3 separate regions of the Mus musculus genome follow, and regions 1 and 2 are each linked to region 3. A link is a loop called in an ENCODE intact Hi-C map of the cell type or tissue named here. Cell type or tissue: heart. All regions are shown on one strand. Each heading gives the region's core, and the rest is flanking DNA. Links, peaks and the distances in the headings are about the cores only.

Evidence for each region. Peaks named below come from ENCODE experiments on the same cell type or tissue, not always from the same donor. Only the 100,000 strongest peaks of a DNase experiment are listed, where the experiment ranks them.
Region 1: a loop joins it to region 3, with 2.6 times the contacts of the local background. A loop is called at or near these places in 2 of 42 quality-filtered maps.
Region 2: a loop joins it to region 3, with 5 times the contacts of the local background. A loop is called at or near these places in 14 of 42 quality-filtered maps.

The regions. Positions count from the first base shown.
Region 1 is chr12:78,328,221-78,336,328 of GRCm38, forward strand. The region is part of intron 1 of Gphn (gephyrin); the gene reads left to right. Among named protein-coding and RNA genes, the nearest start is that of Gphn, 110 kb to the left of the region's middle. In heart, for the core only: a CTCF peak has its summit at 4,075 (motif pointing right); no DNase peak of the experiment used is centred there.
Region 2 is chr12:78,744,566-78,752,673 of GRCm38, forward strand. It overlaps Mpp5 (membrane protein, palmitoylated 5 (MAGUK p55 subfamily member 5)), which reads left to right and starts at 4,382. Exons shown (of 15, transcript NM_019579.3): 1 at 4,382-4,541. In heart, for the core only: no CTCF peak of the experiment used is centred there; DNase peaks (open chromatin) are centred at 4,296 and 4,946; H3K4me3 peaks cover 2,654 bases; H3K27ac peaks cover 1,894 bases; H3K27me3 peaks cover 294 bases.
Region 3 is chr12:78,221,944-78,230,051 of GRCm38, forward strand. Gphn (gephyrin) reads left to right here and starts at 4,712. Exons shown (of 23, transcript NM_145965.2): 1 at 4,712-4,898. The coding sequence starts at 4,835. In heart, for the core only: a CTCF peak has its summit at 4,059; DNase peaks (open chromatin) are centred at 4,528, 4,728, 5,438 and 5,788; H3K4me3 peaks cover 3,074 bases; H3K27ac peaks cover 2,574 bases.

The sequences.
Region 1 (8,108 bases), core at 1,317-6,316, 110 kb after region 3:
TCTGGCCCCACCCTTCACCACGAGCCTGTTCCTTCTAGCCTCTCCCAGGAGGTACAGTAGAGCTGGCCCTGCTGTCTTGAGTGAGCATGAGAGCAGGAATGTTGGCTCTCCCCCTTGTAGCTGTGGCATTGAATGAGTTAGCTGGGACAGTGCTTGAGAGTCTGCCTTGTTGGGTTGGATTTGGAAGAGCTGGCAGACTGATGACCTCAGCTACCGCCAAATACAGGGATATAAGTTGGCCCACCCCAAAATTGCCCCTATTAATAAATTGCTGCAACTTGTGAAAAGTCTCCAAATCACAGGGCAACAATAGGATATCTGAGAGGAGTTCCTGTAAGACCAACCTAGTATTGATAGTGTCACAAAAGCCAGAGGCCTTGAACCAATGACTTATTGCAATGAACATTTACAAGCAAAGAAATGTGGACAAAAGAGTATGGCGAAACATACTTCGATCCATTGCAGCTTCTATAATGAGATTTTTTTCTTTTCTTTTGTTTGTTTGTTTGTTTTTCTGACAAACACCAATACCACAAACTGCCATCAGTGAAGATCAGCATCAACAAAGCCCAACAATGATTAGCAAGAAAGAATGATTACCAACAAAGAATGGCAAGGCAAACCAATACCATACAGCAGCGTTCACTGTTGGGTTTTCTTGAGTGTCCACTCTAGCAAAATATCATGTGCCCTTTTCCAGGCTTCTGCTTCCAAAAAACAAACAAACAAACAAAAAACACATCACATGTCTGTTCTTAGCAAAACATCCTCCCATGTGTCTGCTTCAGCAAAAACATCCCCTCATAGATATTTTCCTAAAAAACATCATATGGCACATCTGAGTCTCCAAAGAAACCAAAAATTTCTACTTCAGGGCTGGCATTTGAGATCTCTTCAAGTCTGTAGAACATCTGTTCAGTCCCTTATGGTGTTTCTAGTCTCCATTGAGAAGTCATGTTCTATCCCAATAGGTCTGCCTTCATGTTACTTGGTATTTTTTCTTGCAAGTTTTAATATTTCTTTTATTATTATTTCTGTATTCTGTATGTTTAGTGCTTTGTTTAGTTGGTGCCAAGTGAACTTTTTTTTCTGGTCCAGTCTATTTGGTGTTGTATATGTTTCTTGTACCTTAGTAGGCATCTCCTTCTTTAGGGTAGAGAAAATATTTTCTATGGTTTTATTGAAAATATTTTTCTGTGCCTTTGAGCTGGGTTTCTTCTTCTTCTATTCATATTAGTCTTAGATTTTGTCTTTTCATAGTATCTCAGATTTCCTGGATATTTTGAGTCTGGATTATTTTTAGATTTAAATTTTCTTTGACCAAGATATCCATATTTTGTATGATTTCCTCAATACCTAGAATCTCTCTTCCATCTTTTATGTTGTTGGTGAGGTTTGCCTCTGAGGTTCCTGCTTGAATTCCTAAATTTTTTATTTTCAGATTTCCCTCTGGGTTTATTTGATTTTACTTCCACAATCTTGTCTTGTACTATTTTATTCATTTTCTTTCACTGTTTATTTGTGTTTTAATAGATTTCCTTAAGAGATTTATTTACTCCCTCTTTAAGGCAAATGTAAGGTCTTTCTTGTGCTTCAGCTATGTTGGAATCGTCAGGGCCTGCTGTGATAGGATTGCTGGGCTCTAGTGGAGGGAGACATATTGTCCTAACTGTTCTTGATTGTAGTTTTATTTTGGCATCTAGGTATCTGAATTCTAGGTGCTGATATCTGGTCCTGTCTTTGTTGGGTGTCTGTTTGTGCCTTACTTTCTGTTTTTCTCTCTTGTTCTTAGGAGAGGATGATGGCTGTATGTTACCTGGTAGAATTTTCTTTTCTAGGATCATTATATGGTGTGGTCACTGGGACTCCAGGAAATATGTTTTAGGTATTGGGAGCTAATACTGAGTAGTAGGGATGGGATAGGAGGGGCGAGGCTGAGTGGGTTCACAAAAGGAAAGAAAGCAGAGTGTCCCAGCAGGATCTACTTAGTCCTCTGGGAATAAGGGCAGAGAGTGTGGAGAGGCTGCAGAAAGCAGGAGGCCTGCCTTAGAGCTGGGTATAGGGGAGAGGTGAAGATCTATAGCTGTCTACCTGTTTCTCTGGCGGAGGTAGCCTGTGGGTTCCCAGGAAATGCCTGCTGTATTTGGTGCCTGGGGTAAAGCAAATTGTGGTGTGTGTGTGTGTGTGTGTGTGTGTGTGTGTGTGTGTGTGTGTGTGTGAAGATCTGTGTGATCACTGGGGTTGAGGTGTGTGTGAAGCTGTAGCTGGTGTTTTTCCTTAGAGATGGGGATGAGACTGAGGGATTTATTTGGTAATGGTGAAGGAAGAGGTGAAGTCCTGTAATTAGCCTACTTGCTTCCTTGGCTGGAGAGTGTTGTACTTTTGTAATAATAGATGTAAAGTACAGGGTAGGCATACAATAAAGAAAATTAACTTCAAAAAGTTACATAGCCTGTGATTCCATTTTTACATCCCCAAAAGCAAGCAAGCAAGTAAGCAAACAAGCAAAACCCGTTAGAATGAAGAACAGATAAGTGATTGCCATGAGGACTAGATAGTATAGGTATATAATACAGAGAGTAATAATGAGAGCATTGTTTCTACCCTCGGGTTAGTTTTGAAGTTATTGTGTATCTTGGTAGTAGTTAAACATGATATAAATTGCATTGAAGCAAACTAAATCAATACATACATATACATACAAATATTGGTGAAAATTGATGTTTGTATGCTAGTTAACAATAGTGTACAACACATGGAGGGACCCATGGCTCCAGCTGCATATGTAGCAGAGGATGGCCTAGCTTTAGTATTACAATAAATAATATGTCACAACTGGGGAAGCACAGTGAATTCTATACTTTTTTCAACTTTTTATGATTGTGTGATTATTTCACTATAAAAGTTATATTCTCATCATTTTTTCTCACACAGATTGTATTCTTCTATATCTTCTAAGAAATTCCCAAGTCCTTAAAGAAAAACTCAATGATCTTCTAATATGTATATTTAGAAGTTAAGCAATTCAAAGTTTTACATCTGTTATGTATTTTAAGGGTTATTTTACATATAGATTGAGGCTTGTATTAAAACCAGTTTCTTTAATTGTTTAGTTTTCCAACATTATATGATGAAGACCTGTATTTCTTCTCAACTTTATTGCTTTGTATCATTGTCTTATAACAAATGTGAGGATCTATTTCTATTTTCTGTTTTCCTTTTCCTCTGATCAAGTTTTCTATTTTGTGACAGTACAACAGTATTTTGATTGTTATACTTTTATAATAATCACCAAAGCTTCCCATGTACTTTATCTCCTTGGAAGTGCTAAAGTCAGAGTACATGGACATAGTGGGATAAGAGAAGAACAGATTGAACTTTGAAGGAGTGAAGAGATTTAAACTTTTATGATGTTATTGAATGAATACAGTTGCTGTCATTATTTTTCTGAGGGAAAGCTGGGCTATAGGAGTTGACTAAAGTGCTAAAGTCTGTTTTATTTTATTTTTATTTTTTTGAGATGGGGTCTCACTGTATAGTCTTGGATGTTTTGGAATTCACTATGTACCAGGCTGGCCTCAAACTCATAACAGACGTAAAACTTAGAAATTTGCCTACTTCTACCTCCTGAGTACTGGGGTTTAAAAGTGCTGAAATCTGAGTTGGAACACTTCAGTGTAATGTAAGTCCATGAGATGGTGTGAATTCCAAATTTTAAAAATTACATGGAGAGGAACAATTGTGGGGCTTGTATCCAGTCTGGAGCAAACAGCCAAAGGAGAGAGAAAAATAACCCCTGCTCTTGGTATCAATACTATCTCTGTACATTATGTTATTTGCTGTTCCCCAACATTGCAGCCATTCTATTTCTGTTACTGTTATTACTGATATATGCATGTGAATTAGTTTGTTTTAGTGTGAGGAAAATCTAATTTAACTCTTGGATTTCTAATAAGTTTCTTATTCATTTAAATTTGTAAATAAAGCCCTTGAACGTATTCTGTGTAGTGTACGGACTTCCTAAGTGTTTGAGCTTGTTTCATGAACAGTTCAGATAAGTGAAAATCTGATGGTGGCCACTGGGTGGCAGCCATCTACTAGATCCAAGGATAAATCTGAAGGACCAACTGGTTAAAGCAGATCAGCACAATTTGCTGAATTATAAGCTGTACTTCTTCACTAGGAATTGGCTGACAGCCTTTGTGCCAATCTGTCTGAAGCTTGATTTTATCCTTTTGAGCTTAGAAAAGATATTTTTACTTTAAAAAAAAGTTCCGGAATGGTCAGTCCTGAAAAAATGTGTGTGTGTGTGTGTGTGTGTGTGTGTGCCCGAGCCCGTGTGTGTATACATATTTATATACACACAATAAAAACAGAATCAGTAGGTAGTATATATGTATTATATGTACATATGTTTCTATGTATATAACAATAATAATCAAAGGAAAGCTTGAGAGTAGGAGAGAAGCACGGAGGTATTGAAGGAAGAGTGTTTTCTATAGGGTAGATGGGGAAATGATGTGATTCTGTTTCAAGTAAAAATATTTTTTAAAGTGTCATGTTGGGAGGAATGAGAGAATATGTGCTGTGGCCTTTTCAGAAAAAAAATGTTTGCCAACTACAGCTTTAGACAATATTACCAAGTATTTCAGTATGTTATATTCCCCTTTAGTTTGAGTTATAGATAATAGTTAAAGGAGAATAGCAGATTTACAGATACAACCTGGTACATGGCTGTAAGCTATGAAGACAAGATTTCTGGGAAGTTCTGAGCCAAGCATGTTGATGCTTAGGGATTATTTTCTGATGAGATTGATTATAATCAAGCTAGTAATCAAGCTTGTATTTTCATGATTATTATTATAATAAAAATATACACTGAAGAACAAAAATTCAATAGGAGTGCTAATAATATATACATTTGAGGTAAATTGTTATTTGGAATCTATATTATTCTTAAAGAAACACAATAAGAAAATGTTTATTAATTGGATATAATGATTCTGCTGAGTTTATTTTAGTAATGACTATAGTAATACTGTATAATCTTTTTTTTTTTTTTTTGGTTAGTTACAGGTAGTTAATGAAGATGAAAACAGTATATTTCCTTGTTTGGGTTTTTTGTTGTTGATTTTGTTTTTTTGTTTTTATTTTGTTTTAGTTTGTTTGTTTATTTGTTTGTTTTTGGTCTTATCCCAAGGCTAAATTTCAAAATTTGTGGTGTTCATATGAAGGCTTAGTGCTAGATAACTCAGTTTGATTTTGTAATTAATTTGTAATAATGTACTTAAATTTGACCTGTATATCAGAGATATTGTTTTGGAAGATTAGGAATTTACATGAGTGGTTAAAAACACAATTGGAATCTCTCAAATTAGGAAAATAATGTAGTTCCACTTAGATTTAAATTTTTGACTACTAGAGCTATGTCTTATTAAAAATACCTACTTATAAATATTGAAATAACTATGATGTGTTTTATATAGAATCTTTTTTGTAGGAATAGGGAGTACCATTATATAAATCTCACTTAAAAAGTATTGTTCTAACCATCAGATCCTTCGACAAAAACCTATACTAAACAAAACTGGAGAACCTGCATGAAATGGACAAGTTTCTAGACAGATACCAGGTACCAAAGTTAAATCAAGATCAGGTTAACGATCTAAACAGTCCCATTTTCCCTAAAGAAATAGAAGCAGTCATTAATAGTCTCCCAAGCAAAAAAAAGCCCAAGACCGGATGGGTTTAGTGCAGAGTTCTATCAGACCTTTAAAGAAGATCTAATTCCAGTTCTGCACAAACTATTCCACAAAATAGAAGCAGAAGGTACTCTACCCAATTCATTCTATGAAGCCACAATTACTTTGATACCTAAACCACAGAAAGACCCAACAAAGATAGAGAACTTCAGGTGAATTTACCTTATGAATATCGATGCAAAAATACTCAATAAAATTCTTGCTAACCGAATCCAAGAACACATCAAAATAATCATCCATCCTGACCAAGTAGGATTCATTCCAGGGATGCAGGTATGGTTCAATATACGGAAATCCATCAACATAGTCCAATATATAAACAAACTCAAAGACAAAAACCACATGATCATCTCACTAGATGCGGAGAAAGCATTTGACAAAATTCAACACCCATTCATGATAAAAGTCTTGGAATGATCAGGAATTCAAGGCCCATACCTAAACATGATAAAAACAATCTACAGCAAACCAGTAGCCAACATCAAAGTAAATGGTGAGAAGCTGGAAGCAATCCCACTAAAGTCAGGGACTTGACAAGGCTGTCCACTTTCTCCCTACCTATTCAACATTGTAATTGAAGTCCTAGTCAGAGCAACTAGACAACAAAAGAAGATCAAGGGGATACAAATTGGAAAGGAAGAAGTCAAAATATCACTTTTTGCAGATGATATGATAGTATATATAAGTGACCCTAAAAATTCCACCAGAGAACTCCTAAACCTGATAAACAGCTTCAATGAAGTAGCTGGATGGAATCGGTACCTGATTTCATGCTGGTTCTCCACTTTTGTTTAGTATAGGCTTTTGTAGAAGGATCTGATGGTTAGAACAATACTTTTAAAGTGAGATTTATATATTGGTACTCCCTATTCCTACAAAAAAGATTCTATGTAAAACACATCATAGTTATTTCAATATTTATAAGTAGGTATTTTTAATAAAACATAGCTCTAGTAGTCAAACAAGTCAATGGCCTTTCTCTACACAAAGAATAAACAGGCTGATAAAGAAATCAGGGAAACAACACCCTTCTCAATAGTCACAAACAATATAAAATACCTTGGCGTGACTCTAACTAAGGAAATGAAAGATCTGTATGATAAGAACTTCAAGTCTCTGAAGAAAGAAATTAAAGAAGATCTTAGAAGATGGAAAGATCTCCCATGCTCATGGATTGGCAGGATCAATATAGTAAAAATGGCTATCTTGCCAAAAGCAATGTACAGATTAAACGCAATCCCCATCAAATTACCAACTCAATTCTTCAAGGAATTAGAAAGGGCAATCTTCAAATTCATCTGGAACAACAAAAAACCTAGGATAGCAAAAACTCTTCTCAAGGATAAAAGAACCTCTGGTGGAATCACCATGCCTGACCTAAAGCTTTACTACAGAGCAATTGTGATAAAAACTGCATGGTACTGGTATAGAGACAGACAAGTAGACCAATGGAATAGAATTGAAGACCCAGAAATGAACCCACACACCTATGGTCACTTGATCTTCGACAAGGGAGCTAAAACCATCCAGTGGAAGAAAGACAGCATTTTCAACAATTGGTGCTGGCACAACTGGTTGTTATCATGTAGAAGAATGCGAATCGATCCATACTTATCTCCTTGTACTAAGGTCAAATCTAAGTGGATTAAGGAACTTCACTTAAAACCAGAGACACTCAAACTTATAGAGGAGAAAGTGGGGAAAAGCCTTGAAGATATGGGCACAGGGGAAAAATTCCTGAACAGAACAGCAATGGCTTGTGCTGTAAGATCGAGAATTGACAAATGGGACCTAATGAAACTCCAAAGTTTCTGCAAGGCAAAAGACACCGTCAATAAGACAAAAAGGCCACCAACAGATAGGGAAAGGATCTTTACCTATCCTAAATCAGATAGGGGACTAATATCCAACATATATAAAGAACTCAAAAGGTGGACTTCAGAAAATCAAATAACCCCATTAAAAAATGGGGCTCAGAACTGAACAAAGAATTCTCACCTGAGGAATACCGAATGGCAGAGAAGCACCTGAAAAAATGTTCAACATCCTTAATCATCAGGGAAATGCAAATCAAAACAACCCTGAGATTCCACCTCACACCAGTCAGAATGGCTAAGATCAAAAATTCAGGTGACAGCAGATGCTGGCGTGGATGTGGAGAAAGAGGTACACTCCTCCATTGTTATTGGGATTGCAGGCTTGTACAACCACTCTGGAAATCAGTCTGGCGGTTCCTCAGAAAATTGGACATAGTACTACCGGAGGATCCAGCAATACCTCTCCTGGGCATATATCCAGAAGATGCCCCAACTGGTAAGAAGGACACATGCTCCACTATGTTCATAG
Region 2 (8,108 bases), core at 1,239-6,238, 520 kb after region 3:
TGCTACAGAGCCACTAAGAAATGTATAAATTAAAGTGTTATCAATGACTGAAATCCTAAATATTGAACATCTAATACTGGGGTTAATAAACCCAAACTTTGATTTCCTGTATACATGCCATTCAAATTTAGACAAATGGCTTATATGGATTGTGTCCCACCTAAAGGGCCATGGAATAAAAGTTTGGTTCTCAGCTTTTTGGCACAATTAAGAGATGAATGAATCATGAAAGTAGTAGGTTTTGAGCTAAGGGCTAATCTAAGGCCACACCTACTTGCAGTAGCCTTTTATTTATTTTTTTTACACCCACTCTAAGGGAAATAGCAGACTCCCTATCTCACAGACTCCACAGGTACCTTGATTGCAAGATAAAAGCAAATTTCCTGATTCAATTCCCACTTCCATAAAGACTTTTAAAGGCTCAGGCTGCTAGATATCAGAGGACTTAGGTATAGTGGGTATACTTTAACTAAATGTGCTCTCCCCCACTTCCCTTACATCCTCAGAGCCATTAATTCCCTCCCTGAAATGCAGGAGCCCTCTCCTTCCAACCACCAGAGAAGGAAGACAGTCTAACTGCAAGCAGTACTATGAAACATCCCCCTTCCTTGGAGACCTATAAGAAAGGACCCCCATTGTGTTGCATGTTGTTGTACCTGAACTTTCATGGTATCTACCTATGACTGGCTTGGAGACTGACTTCTGGGAGACCCTGTCATGTTGTCTGTCAATAGCATTAATAGCTTTTCTAGTAACTCTCTTACCCAAAAGATAAATCTGCCTCAGTGTCCCTCTCAATCCCAACCCTGAGAGGATGGCAACTTCATCAATAGATTGATTAATGCATCAAAAGAACATCACGGGTGAATTATTAGTAGATAGGGCCTAGTTGGAAGAAGTTGGCCACTGTGCGTTATGACCTTCGAAGAGTATCCCTTGTTCCCAGAGTATCCCTTGCACTCTTTCTCTTGCTCTGCCTCCTCTTGTCATCTGTGACCTGAGCTGCTTTGCCACACTATGTGTTCCTGCTCCCATGAGTATGGGCCACAGAGCAAGAGTGATAAGTATCCATGGACTGAAACCTTGAGCCCAACTAGGCCTTTCTCTGTGTTTCTCGGTTATTATAATACAGTGCTGGAAAATGACTAATGCAGTCTGTTTTTTAATTTTAAATTTAGTTAAAAATTTAATTTATGAAAATGGCATATATTTGTGATGTTTAACATGTTTTCAAATGTGTGTATATTTGAAGAAGGGCCAAACTGATCTAATTAACTTTTCTTAATATGCTTAGTTTTTGTGGTAAGAACCTTAAAATTTACTCTGTTTTTCAAGTATGCCATACATGATTAAGGATAGTCACTATTTTGTGCAACAGAGCTCTTAAACTTATTTCTCCAATCTATCAAATTTTGTAGCCTTTAATAAAAATCTCAACTCCTACCTATTTTCCCATTATTGCGGTATTCTGACTAGTTTATTCTTTGTCCTTGTCCTTACCTCCAATTAGCTAGTAAAGGTCCTCTTGCCATGAACTTTATCTTTCTTTGATTCTTTAATTTCATTTTCCATACTTTTTTTACTGTTTGTATTTACCTTGTCTCTTTATTGTGAATTCCTCCAGGACAGAGTCTATCAGCTGTTTCAACTCCTATAGCACAATGCTATTCTGAATGTTCCCCCAAATTTAAAGCAGCATGGCGTTCTACTACTTTAATACATCGGTGGGTGATATAAGCAGATATCAAGACAAAGAAGGAGGAAGAACGTGTCCTATGGTTGTTCTTCTTCTTACAGTTGGTTTTACAGTTTGGCTTTCTCTATTCATCCGTAATGTTTAGTTACAAATCAGCCAGGGTGACTCAGCAGGTGGACTGCCTTCTGACAAGGACGAACAGTTAGTTCTTCAAACAGGAGGTTTTAAAATAAATTACTGATTACTATTTTATTCCACTTTGGGATGAATGTTATATTGTCTTAACTCCCGTACTACCCATGTTAGACTCCATTTGCAGAAGCTCCCAGTCATAAAATCAGAAACAAAAGCCCTCTTAAGTTACAAATGAGAAAATTTAAGTCCAGGAAGGCTTGTTGCACATCCACATAATAGCACTCTCATCACTTTGCCTGCAGTTTTTATACTTTCTGCTCTTTCAGGTACCCATTTTTGCATACAAGGCCAGTAATTAGTGTGATATTGGGGTTCTGGAAAATGTTCTATTTACCAAAGAATAGGTTTCATATTTGCCACAATCTTCTCTTTTTAAAAATAAAAAGTTTATATTCTATACTTAGGATATAAAATAATAAAAATTTCCTGTACTTTATAAAGGAATCTCCCATATTTCCAGAGTAGCAGCTGCCCCATTGCTTCACACTAATAGTGATTGATCATTTTATCAGAGTGGAGCCTACAAGAGGAAAACCTAAGCAACTGGGGAAGCAAGGCAAGGTAGTTACCCGGCAGGGGTGTTCATTAGGGAAGAAATGTTTTGGAAAGCTGTCTGGATGGGGCTATTGGAAGGTATGAAGAGAAATGCTTTCTAGGAGCCTGGAAAGATAAGTGTTAAGAATGTTTGGTGCTCTTGAGGAGGAAATGGGTTCAGTTCCTAGCACCCAAATGGTGAATTGTAATTGTCTGCAGTCTGAGACTCAGGGAATCCAAAGATCTCTGCCTCACCAAACACCAGGCAATAGGTAACACATACACATAAATGCAGGCAAATATGCATATACACAAAATAAAAAACAAATACATCTTTTAAAAAAGAACACCCTCCCACCCTTTGGCTATATCTGTAAACATCTTTTGTCACTTTTGGAAAGGGAGATGTGCCTGGAATCTAAGGGACAGAAACTATTTTGTCAAACACATTATCATGCACAGAACAGTCCTCACAACAAGAGTAAGCTAGCTTTATGTCAACATTTCCAAAAAGGGGGTGGGGTGGGGGAACCACTTTTTAAAAAAGGAACTAGAGTACTTGTTACCTAATGTCTTATGCATTAAAAAAAAAAAAGGTAGAAAGGAATGTCAACACTCACTAACCTTTTGTGTGTGGCTAACAGTGTCTAGGAATTCTGGAGACAGTCCACTTGCAGTTCACAAATTCTCACTTCTTTGTGAAGATGAACTAAGCAGACAGTTCAGTTACATATATTTGGAAGTTGTCCGTCTGTACTCAAAGTCCACTGAGGTATGTTTGACAGAAGGAAAGAGGTCTTTAGTGGTATGTAAAAAAGTCCTGTCCTTGGCTCTGCCTTACTAACACCAATAAACAACGTTAAGTACTTAATAAAATGTCAGTAAGATTTGAATTTGATGATCCAGGAAGAGAAGGATTTCGCCCTCCCCCCACCCCCCAAAAAAAGTTGTGCTTACTTCAGAGGGCATAGTATTCCTTGGGGACACTAACAACCCATAAGAGGAAAAAGGTAGGTAGGAGCCTGGGTATATTGGGAATGGTGCTTAAAAACCACGGTGGGAGGAAATAAAGACATGATTAATTGCATATACGAAGGCACAGAGGGACAGTTGTCTACGACATGTGCCCCTGAGAAAACTCAACAGGCTGAAGCAATGGATTTAGGTCCAGCAGAAGAGGTTTCTACATAGAACATATTTCTGTTTGCTCCAAATCCAGTTCCTCGCGCACACTTTCATAGCACTTTCCGTGCCCACCCTTCCCAGATGGTGGCATAGGTGTGTCCTGACAGCATGGACTCGCGCTGGGACTAGCCTAAGTAACTCCCAATCCTCTCCGGAGAATTCTGTGACAACTGTGGCCTTTGACATCCTTCCTGGTTTTCAGAAAGGAGTCGTCTGTGGAATCAGGGAATTGTGTGGAACTTTATACACAACCAGGTGTTGGCGTCACGGTTGTTTTGAGCATTAGCATTTTTGATGTGCCTGACAGGACAACAGGGGTCTCTTCCAAGGGAATCGGATTTTTCTCAGGAGATGACCGCTTCCCAGGCCCCGTCGAGCCTTAGCGGCTTCCGAGTCCGTCTCAGGGAAGCACGGCGACCCCACACAGAGGCGAGGAGGTGGGCTGAGGCAGCGAAGCGACTCAGCGGTTAGAACGAACGCTTCGCAGTTCGAGGCGGGTGAGTGCGCGCGGCCGAGCCCCCGGGAGGCGGGGGGGGGGAAGAGCGGACCAATCAGCGGGCCCTCTCCCCACGCGCGCTCAGGATTGGACGATCCGTTCCAGCCTCTCTCCGGGCCGTGGGCGGGCCGCGCCAGGAACGGCCTGGGATAGGCGCGCCCGCTGCGCCAGCGTCCCAGGGGCGCGTGCGCGGTCTCGCGTCAGCCGCGGGGGCCGGTCTCGCGCGGCCTCGAGGAGGAGTTGCTGGCGACGGCGGCGACGGAGGAGGCTGGCGGTGAGGAGGGGGCGGGGACTGGAGACTCCGAGGTGGGAGGAATCGGGAGTTTCTGGATTCTTTATCCAGTGTTTTGAGGGCCGCCAGACGGAGGGCTGTTGCTTGGGCTGCGTTGAGGAGCGAGGGAGGGAGAGAGGATCGGCGGCCGCCGGGGCTTGGAGGTAAGGGGCGGACCCGCAGCGCCCGGGCTGTGGCGATCTTAATCAACAGGTTCCCGGGAGCGCGGCGGGGGAGGGGCGGCGGGGCTCGCACCCCCTCCCAGACCCGCCGCACCGCCAGGGTTCCCTGGGGAGAGCCCCAGGCTGAGCCGGGCGCCGCGGTGGCAGCCCAACCTTTGTCCCTCGGAGGGACGCTCCCCGCGCGATGCCGGTTGGTTCCCTGGGCCGGGGGGTGGGGGTGGGGGGGACGCACCTTGGCGCGGTGGCGGGCCACCCCGCCGGACTTGCCGGGGGCACGGCAGGGAGTCGTCTCGCTGCGCCCAGGCCCGGAGTTCGCGAGTCTCTGGGACTCTTCCCTCACCCCACCCCTGGCCGGATCGGGGAACCAGCCTGGGAAACACTTTCCCGTGGAAGACGGAATGCAGCCAGCGTTCCGGTGCCTGAGTCAGCCCCTGGTGTTCTGCTACTCATTGCGTTCTGCGGATAAACAGTTCCTGCTTCCTTGTGACCACTGCTAAAGAGTAGTGCGTTCTCAGAACTTAGACGGAGATTGTCCGGTGAACTTTGAAGCCTGTAAATGCTTGGTAGAGCTACTTTCAATGAATGCCGCTCGGAACGATCCTTATTGTAAATTACGTAACTGACTAAGGATAGCTCTCTCCTTCTGTCCAGCTGACTGACACACAGTAATGTGTGTGGAATTTAGATTCGGCCGAAAAGTTTTCCATGACACTTTACTCTAAAATGAATGCAGCACCTACGAGGGTTTTTACTTAGTGTGTTGTGTCTAATTTAGAGTTTCAAGAGTTTAAATTCTGAAAGCCAGTGTAGCAAGAATTCTAAAGTTTTGATTTAGCGGATAAGGTGGAAGGTATTTCTGGTTTTAATAAGGCACTGTAATGTTTTAATGATACTATTCTAATTATCCTTTTAAATTATGCCAGAAATTAATAACTTGTTAACTTTTGCAACAGTAACAAATTATGTGGTGTGCTGGTGTCTTTGAAGTATAGGTATTGGTGGGAATGAACACTATCCTTTCTTGACGAGCTGTTTCTATAGTATTTCTGTGGACACGATTTCTTGTTTTAAAGATCATTCTAAACTGTAATAGCAGGCTTACATTAAAATTTAAAGAGCTTTATAAGTAAAAAAGACAAAGATATCAAAAGAGATTCATAATCTTTTTTTTTGGGGGGGGGGCGTCGAGAAAGGGTTTCTCTGTATAGCCCTGGCTGTCCTGGAACTCACTTTGTAGACCAGGCTGGCCTCGAACTCAGAAATCCGCCTGCCTCTGCCTCCTGAGTGCTGGGACTAAAGGTGTGCGCCACCACACCCAGCGTTTCATAATCTTTTAAAAATTGAGTAAATTTGCCACGAATGACTAAAAGTCATCACCTTGAATTTGACAAATAATGGTGGACTCCTTAGTGATTTTATACACACACACACACACACACACATACACATATATAAATATAATGTTAAAATAGATGAGAGACTTAATATAATTCTACCTAAGGGTCATCCAAAGTGGTACAGTGACTTAGCTATGCATGTCGACTTCGGAATTGTAATTTTTTTGAAAAAAGATTTTATTTATATGTTCATGGGGGTGGGATATTGACACATATATGCATGTGCCAGTGGCAGCTGAAGGCATTGAATTCCCCTAGAACTAGAGTTACAGGCTCTCGGGGACCACCCATTGTGGGTGCTGGGAGCTTAACTTGGTTCCTCAGCAAGAGCTCTTTAATGCTGAGCCCTCCATCTAGGCTACTGTATTGTGGTCTGATTAAAAAGCTCAGACTCACTACCTATAGTCCCCTACCTATGTAAACAAAAGCCAAATCTGCTTTCTGTCATGTCATGTCTAAAATACTTCTGTTCTTTGTTTAAGATACTGTGTAGACCAGAGTTCTGAGCCACTGTTTGGTGTTCTCTTCTGTTGAGGTTTCTCCTGTAATGTGTGCACAGCATGCATTAATAAACTCACATAATTGAGAATAACCTCCTTGAAGTCCTTTGATGGATCTTGTATGTTAATCACAAACAAACTACCTTCATATTAACATTTACACTCAAATTGGACTGGTGAGCACTGTAGTCTTACAAAGTTAACACACATTTAAATGTCACAATCATCAGACTTTCAAAAAATTTAAGATGACAATATTTAGCATATTCTTTTAACTTTTCCACAGGTAAAATTCATGCTTTCTTTTCATATGTTACCGTGTACAATATTTTGGAAATGTTTTGGGAAAAAATTGTTCTGACTTACGTATATTAATGTGACCTATTAATTCTCTGATGTTTTGCTGATTTTGGAGTGTTTATTATACACTTAGTAAATTACAGGATCATTAAGTTGGAAGTCATCTTATGTATGTACAGAACATTTTTAGGTCTCAGGGACAAGTTAGGGTTGTAGAAGAGGTGATGAGTGTGAAGTAAATACTTCACACTTGTTTTGGTATTCTACTTTTAGTGGTGTTCTCATTGCACGTGACTGCCCACTTCTCCTCCCTAGCATCTTGCTTGGTATGTAGCCCAAGCAGACCTACACCTGGTAATGTAACTAGACTGGCCCCAAACTCCTCATTCTCTTGCCTTAGACTCCAAAGTACTGGCATTGCAGGCATGTGCCACCACGCCCAGCTCTTTACTAATTGTTAATTAAATCAGTAAGTTACTTTCTCCACATCATATTAATTACTGCCAAGGTTGTATGTCCTGCCCTCCTCACTTCTATCTGTGTTTTTTCCTTTTTTTTTTTTCAATAACTACCCAATTTATTCCTTTTTGAAGTTTTTTCTATTTTTTTAAATACTTCAAACAGTGCTTAATGAATATCCTTCAGTGTGTCTCTGAAAGATGTGTGTTTTCCCAAGATGTATACCACCTGCAAAGGGAACTGTTGACTGCAGTTTGCTGTGCATTTTTGACTTGATTGGTTGCAGCCAGGCAAATGATTTTCCCTGCATTTACTCTTATGAGTGGAAGTGTTTTCTTATCTTTGCCCATGATTAGCATTGTCAGTTTTAAATTTTTCTGACCATATGGATGAGAAATTATGTATTTGTTTCCTTTCTTTAAAAGATTAAATTTTTATGTATTGGCACAGTCAAGAAACGGAACAGTTTCATGTACTATCTTTTTTTAAAGTCAGCCTCCCCCCAGACTTTACTCCTAGCAACTAATGATTTCCCTCCTATAATCTCTCTTTTTAAGACATTTAATAGTATTATCTAGTTTTTCTTGTCATTCATTTGAAGTTTTTAGTTTATTAAATCCTTTGTGAAAGGTATACGTACTGCACACATGTGGAAAGACACACGGAGCCTTTCCTCTTTGGGGAGGGGTTTGAGACGCAGACTGTTCAAAGCCCAGCTATGTCTTACTTAAGCTGGAGATTGTCCTTCCTCGTGAGGCTTACGCACCTCCTTGTACACCTGCCTTGTTGGCACCAGCCTTGGCTTTTCAGTCCTCCTCACCTCTTCCTTGTTTCCTTTGCATCCCTTTAAACCATTATCTTGAGGTCTTTTTCTTCTTACACAGGCCATGTCT
Region 3 (8,108 bases), core at 2,099-7,098:
TTAGACATAGAAAGAAAAATTCCACATGATCTCATTCATATATGCAATCTGAAAGTGTTCTAGAATAATGGTTACCACAGAATGGTGAGGGGACATGGAGGAGATGGAGAGAGTAGAATAAACAGATACAAAGTTATATTTGGATGAGAAGAAAAAAGCTTGTTACCCAGTTGTACATCACAGTGACTATAACACTAATGTATATTTAAACATACTTGTAAAAGTAGATTTAGAATGCTCTTAGCACAAAGAAATGGTAACTGATTGAAGTGACAGACATGCTAATTTCTCTAACTTTATCATTATGCAATTATATATTAGCAATAAAATCAACATCAAATAACTTAATATTAGTTTTTTATTTAACAAAACTTTCACTTCTCATATCTAGCAGTAATTCCTTTTTAAAAAAATCATTCTACAAATTAAGAAAAAAATTTGGTACTTTCTTTACAATTCAGAACCTTTTTTGTTGTCATCCCAGGTTTCCTTTTTATCAAATAAGAAACTATGTAAGTAAGTTATGATTTTCTACATTTGTAAATTTTCAGTATAGACCTGAGAAATTATCTCCTATCTATGAGAGAATATGTAGGTGGTGGTATATATTGGAACCCTCAGGAAAAAGTGGAGAAAGCTGGGGGTGTGATAAACAGTCTTGATTGCCAAGTTGGTGAGATTTAGAATCACCATGAAAACAAAGCCCCAAGGCAGGTGTTTGAAGAATTTTCTGTATTAGGATAATTGAGGAGGTAGACCCATTGTAACTTGGTAGTATCATTCCCTGGGTTGGGGTCCTGGACTGAAAAAGGAGTCAGCTAGCTGAGTACCACCATTATCACCCTGTTTCCTGAAGATGCAATGTAACCTGCTGCCACAAGGTCCTAATATTATTATTTCCCGGCCACGATGAACAACTACCATCAAAGAAGCCCAAATATATACCTTGTAAGTTGCTTTTGTCTGTAATTTTGTTTCTGCAATAATAAAAGAAGCTAATTTAGGAGTTTAGGAATAAGAGTGGACCTAAAGAGTTTCCAGAGGAAATGTTAGGAATATGAAGTCTTAAGATTTCATGGATTACTACATTTTACTAAATATTAGTACTAAGATTACTGAAAAATAATGAAATTATTAGTCAGTTGTAGATGCTTGTTTTACTGCCAAGTTGATTTTGGATTTCTAGCCTCATGAGATATAAATGTGTAGTTTTAGCCCAGAGTTTATGGTACTTAGTTATGATGATCCTAGGACAGTGATGCAATCTGAAGTTCATCTTTTTTTTGTTGTTTTTTTTTGTTTTTGTTTTTGTTTTTTTCCGAGACAGGCTTTCTCTGTATAACCCTGGCTATCCTGGAACTATCATTGTAGACCAGGGTGGCCTTGAATTCAGAAATCTGCCTGCCTCTTGAAGTTCATCTTGATGATTTAGCTTTCTTTGAGGAAATTATTGGCTAAAATCAAAGCTTCACTTTCTACCCAACTTCTTACTTGCAGTAAAATACATACAATGTCCACCATTTTATCCACTGAAAAGTACACTATTTGGTGGTATTAAGTATATTTGAAAGGGTACTTAAACACATCCTTAATGGAGTGGGTTTTAGTTCTGGACATTAGCCAGTCAGACCTGTGAACTAAGCCTTAGTGGTATAATCCATTCTGAAAGTGTCTAGAGCTGAGTATTTTCTTGCCCCAGCAAAGCCCAGTAAGATTTTGTCTTATTTATATTAAAATTCTGATAAAGGAAAAGCAGAAGTTAGTAAAGTGTAAATACACTACCTGTAGAAAAAAATCTTAAATTTGATTTTTTCTGATGAACATATTTCACCTTCATAATGAAACTATGTTTACCTTTTATTTTGTTTTAGATGGTAAACTTTTATTTTTAATTATTAAATCCAAATAAACACAATAAACTCCTGGCCAACTCCAATTCGTCACAAATAAACAAAACTTTTTCCTCTAAGATAAAGTGCTAATGTTTGAAACTGCTACTTTACTTCTAGTATCCAGAAAAGTTTCCTTGATACTCAATTTTAGAATGACTTTTGAGATTTTTCTATAGTGTAATAGTGCCATATACTGTAATATGGCAATTCCACTATTGATTCTAAAACTCCCAATGTATACTAGAAATTTTACAGTCTCAAATCTTATATAGACTTTCCTTATTAGTTCTCACTGTACTCATTAGTAACACCAGAGAGCTCTTTTACTTTTTCACTGTTGGGCGAATTTTACAGCTTCTCTTTGGCATAGCTGAATTGCTACTACTAAGCACTTGGTACTGGGACAACTGCCCTGATGACCAAGATAATGTTCAGTGACTAAGGGATGGCTGCTTCGGTTCGGTGTGCTGAACAGGGGAATGATTCTCAGTGCAGGCAGGACCAAATGGGATTACATGTGATTGTATTACACTAAGAATGGTGTGCATGCAAAACTTTGGAATGATTTACCTTGAGGAACTTTAACTTTCTTTATCCTTCAGAATACCACATGTATACAATGGAATATTATCATATATATACTTTCTAACTTGAAGTTTCTATTTAATATTTTTGGACCATGGATAATATGGAAATGGAAGTCACAGAAAGGAAAATTGTGGGAACTGGGGACAGTAAAGTTTTTCTTGTATACATTTTAATTGTTATAGCTTATGGAATCTGGGAGAGGAATATATGTATTGAATAACTGGAAAACAAGCATCTACAACTGACTAATAATTTCATTATTTTTCAGTAATCTTAGTACTAATATTTAGTAAAATGTAGTAATCCATGAAATCTTAAGACTTCATAGTCCCCCTACACAACTACCTTTTAATGAATTAATCAGAGACTTAGTTCAGTGGTAGAATTCTTGCTTAGTGTGTGTGAGGCTCAAAGTTCACGCCACAGTACAGAAAAGAAAATGAATTTCACCATTACTACTATTATAGATGCAGAAAGTCCTGTGTTCTGTTATTGATTTGTGAAAGTGCTAGTTATTTTCCCATAAAAAATTATAAACTATTCTAAGTTGGAGGGCATGCCCATTTAATCTATTAACCTTTAAAGTTTGAAGGAACCTGTTAGTGGGCAGGTTTAGAAGTTCTAAATACTAAGAAACTTTCCCAATCATATAGAATTTGCATGTACCACATAGACTATAATAGACTTGAAAGCTTATGATGTAATCAACAATTTTTATTTCATCTTTAGTTTGAGATAAGTGACACATTTGGGCATACTTTCTCAGCAATCTCCCTCTTTTTGAGACCAGTTAGAACTTGTTTTGCCACTAGGATCTTTGGTAGTAATTATGGGAGGTGAGTTCATGATCTGGCTTACAAATTTAATCCACTGCCAGAAATACTAGTATACATATCTTCAAAAACGAATTATTTTATCCTTTCTCAACTCCACCCATCATTTCCTTTGTCCTCTTATATAAAGGCACAATGTGAATCTTTAGTGAATAGAATGAGTAATGCTATGTTCTTACTGGAACAATACAAACCGCACATAACCATATAATTGAGATTTTAGACTAAGAGCAGATTATTAAACAGTTTTGATACTTTTTTTGTTGTTGTTTTGCTTTTAGGTTTTACTATGGTGAACAAATGAGAAAACATACACACACTTAAGCCAGAAAAGGATATTTAGCAAACCTACACAAAATAGAGGTGGCTAATAACACTTTATGAAAGACACAGAACTAAATGACCACATTTTCAGAGTAATTCCATATTCCAGAAACACTGAAACTTAAATGTCACAGCATCTAGGGGACGACAGAGAGAGAGAGAGAGAGAGAGAGAGAGAGAGAGAGAGAGAGAGAGAGAGGAATCTCCACTCCACGTGCCCTGCTGCAGACACATAAGCTCCGTCTACGACGTCTGTGGTAGGCTGTCACCGAGCGGGGCCAAAGCGAAGTCAGAGGGAGCATTGACTGCAGGTCACAGCTGGGGCGGCACAGGGTAACCTATCTCTGCCCGAGAGGGGACTCTCGTCACAGCGGCCACCGTTCTGCCACCCATGCCGCTTCCTTAAGCCACCTCTAGGTTCTCCGGTGCCTTCAGAGGAGGTGAGCCCACCTCGCTGCCGCACCTGGTCCGGAGTGGCTCCATCGCGGGCAGAGCCGGCCGGCCTGAGGCGGCGGAAAACTGACGAGGCTGCCGGCTCGGCGGGGGATTGCTTCTGTCTGGGGCCCGCCGAGGCTGCGTTCGTGCCTCGCGCGCACCCGCACCGCGTCCGCCCAGCCAATCCCGCGCTACTCGCGCGCCCAGGAACGTTCCTTGGGTCCCACTCTAGGCTGGGCCGGCTCCTTCCCGCTCCCGGCACTCCGCAGCCAAGCTCGCACTCCTCCCCTCACTCTCCACGAGTTGCACGCCTCGGGGTGTAGCTCCGCCCCTGTCCCCGAGTCCGCCCCCGCAACCTCCAGAGCGTGTGCTCCCTTTTCCCCCTCTCAGTCTCTTGCCATCCAGGCGTCTTGGGTCTCACTCCGCAGAGCCTCTGGGTCTCGCCGGCCTTGCCCCGCCGCCTCCGCGCTCTGTCTTCCGCGAGGCCGCCGCTACTCCCACCCCGGGATCGCTTCCTCCCGGCCGGACTCGGGGTCGCGCGGCCCGACTCCGCCCCCTCCGCGGACCCGCGCGCTCCTGGCGCGGCCTCTCCCCCCCACCCCACGCAGGCCACCGGGCGCTCGGCCCCCTCCTTCCCGCTCGCCTCGCGCTCCCCGGGCGCCCTCGCTCTCGCGCTCTCCAAGGCAAGCGCGCTCCCGGCCGGCGCGCTCCGGGCTCCGGCTTCTCCTGGCTCCTGTCAGTGCGGTGACTGCGCTGGGAAACATGGCGACCGAGGGAATGATCCTCACCAACCACGACCATCAAATCCGTGTCGGAGTCCTCACAGGTAACGGGGGGAGGAGGTCCGGGGGAGCCGCAACGGCTACTATCCGCGACTTGCTGGAGGTTTCTCGCCCGCGGTGGTGCTTCCCTGCGGCCTCGGGAAGAGGGCAGGCTGAGGAGGGGGACCGGGGGGTGTATTTTACAACCGCTGAGAGCTGCTGAGGATTCGGGTGTTCCCGTGTGCTCCCCGGGGGAGCTGGGGCAGGCACGGTGGGGTGTCAGGCCCCGGAGCCCTAGCAGCCAAAGTCTCTGGCCCCCGGGGACCGAGGGGCCGGTGCGGCGGGCGCTGCGGGGCTCCGCGCTGCCGGTGCGGGCGGCGGGATTCCTGCTCCGCAGTCTGAAGCACGCTGCTCGGGGTTGGCCGGGCGCCTCCTCCACTAAAGCTCTTCCGAGAGGGGGGAATCCCATCTCCACCCCCTTTTCTCCCCTCCCCCCCCACCCGGCGGCCCCATGGCACCTGCCTGACAGGACTCGGGGTTCGGCAGGCGAACTCTGCTCCGCCTCTGCTGCCCCTTCGCCGGCCGGCTGTCCCCTCTGCAGACGACGGGACACTCCTCACCTCCCCCGGGAGCCGGGTGCTAGGCTCTAGTCCGGACCCCGGAAAGTGCCTTCCTTCTGCCTTTCCTAGCACAGGGCCCTCCCTCTCTGTCTGCCTCTTCTCCTCCGCGAGGACCGGCTGCTTCCCGTGGCCGGGAGAGCCAGCCTTTTTTTTTTTTTTTTTTCCCTTGAGAAGGAAGGATTTCCCTCTGTCGGGTTCTTTTCTCCCCCTCCCTTTTGGGACACCCCCCCCCTCCCATTCTCACTCCCCGGTGGATGGTCCTGAGGCTGGTGAGGAGCGCACTTTTCCCGGGTCGCGTTTCCCTCCCTCGCGGAAGTCGTGTGTGCTCTGCATGTCTGATTCCGTTGCGTTGTATTTGGGTGATATCCCTGAGTTTGGAGATAGACAGTTGCTGCAGGGCACGACTTCCAAGATGAATTGCAAACCTATTTGTAGGGGTTTCGGCTGAGGTTCTGTAGTTGGCATGGTTCAAGTGTAATTGAACGGAGAAGCGGGGGTTAAAGAATTTATATTTGGAGTCTGAGGCTTACTGTGGAGTAAAGGAAATCCAAGACTTAGTGATGTGGTTTCAGAAAAAGAAGCTATGTAGAAGGGAATCCTAGTGTCTTCCCTATTTCATTTAAATTTTTTTTCTTGTAGAATTCTGACAGGTTGAGATGATGCCCGGGAAGGAACTAAATTGAATGAAACTTGCTTTCATTATAAAGTAGAAACAAATCTTTGATTCTGCCAGTAGATACCGACTACAGTGTTTAATTTAGCTGCTGACTTTTATGAAAAGAGGATACCCCTGCTTTTGTTTCCCATTTTTAGTAACTGGGCTTCCTTTCCATGATGCATATTTGCAGATGTTAGTAGCATTTTATTGAATTTTTCCGAATCAACGCCTCTGGAGTAAAGAAACTGATCTAAATCAGTTGCAGGGAAGGACACCCCCCCCCAATCAGAATATGCAGATGGAGTGCATCTTTCCCTGCAGCAACTGTTTCCTTGTATGAAAACTCAGTTGTAGCTTACAATTCCTAGATTTGATCGTGTTGATTTTTTAAAAGAATCTGACAGTGTGGTGTAAGTGTTCACACCCTTTACCACCGTTAACTTTTAATTTTGGCCATGTTTTTTGAAAATTAATAGATAAGTGAAAGTGAAATTTTATAGAAACAAAAATATGTCAGCTGTCTGTAGAAATCGAAAGGCCCTAGATGTTTAAAATTTAAGCTGAATGGTTTGTTTTTGAAGAGCATGCTTTGTTGACTCTTACCCTGTATTTTTACTTAGTTAATTATTTTATTTTGGTCAATTGACAGCAATAGGTGTTTCACACAGTGGTTCTGAAGATACAGCTCTTGTCTATGCTCTGATAGGGATAACACTGATAAGTGATCAGTTGAAAAATGTATCATTACTATATAAAAGTTGTCTAAATATATTGCCTGTGAATTTTGGGCATAGATGCTAAGGGGATTCTGTGTTCAAATTGATTAACAGAAAATGTGATTACCTGAAAGAAAAATTTAGTATGTTTAATAGGGTCAAGAAGAAACTGGCAGTTTAAAGGGGAGTTGAAAGTCAGTTGCAGCAACCTTATAAATAAATATGTGATTGAAGATGAGGCTCTTGAGCAGAATAAAAATGCAGCATAAAGGCCTTGAAAAGCCCAGGTGAAGAGGTAGGTGGCATAATGTCAGGGAGAGAAGATAAGGTTGGCAGTGGAGTTAAAGACAGTTTAGAGGAGCTGCTTCAGGAGAATGAAGTACAGCAGGCTGGGAGGAAAAGTCAGCCATACCGGTGGTGGTGTAGCCGCAGATTTAGATGAAATGGTAACAGGACAATAGAGTTTGATGATAGAATGGATATTTGAAATCAGAAGTAACTCTAGGGATTTTTCTTGAAGAATTACTGGTATAAATACAATATTGTCTACTATGATAGAACCTAAAAGCATGGGGAAGAATCAGAAGAAATAGCACTAACTTCCAATCTGTGAGTAGTTGATTTTATTACAAACAGCTTAATTCAATGAATTGACATTCCATGTGATCTTGAACAGTGGGAAAAACAATGCTCTGAAAGTGAAGCTATGTCATTCAAGTTCTGGGATTTTTAGAACAGTTTTTCTTTAAATGATTTTTTCTGAATTTTAGAGTAAATTAAAAGGCTACTCCCCCCCCCCCCCCCAGAAAAGGCTACTCTTGAAACTTGATTCTTTCTTGAAACTTGATTCTTTCAAGTTATATTCTCTCTCTCTCTCTCTCTCTCTCTCTCTCTCTCTCTCTCTCTCTCTCTCTCTCTCTCTCTCTCTCTCCTCTAGACAAGGGTATGTAGTTCAAGTTAGCTTTGAACTCTATCCTGCCATCTCACTCCTTATCTCAAGTACTGGATTACAGGTGTGCCAACATATCCAGCTAGTTTATAACCTTCTTTCTATTTTTATTTTCCTTTTTGTTTGTTTGTTATTGTATTGTATTGTTTTGTTTTTTCCCCAACACAGGGCTTCTCTGTGTAGCCCTGACTGTCCTGGAACTCCAGCTGTACACTAGGCTGGCCTTGAACTCAGAGACCAGCCTGTTCTGCCTCCTGAGCACTGTGATCAAAGGTGTGCACCACCATGGCCCTGACAGTTTGTAGCTTTCTTAAAGGTAGAAGGAATGATTT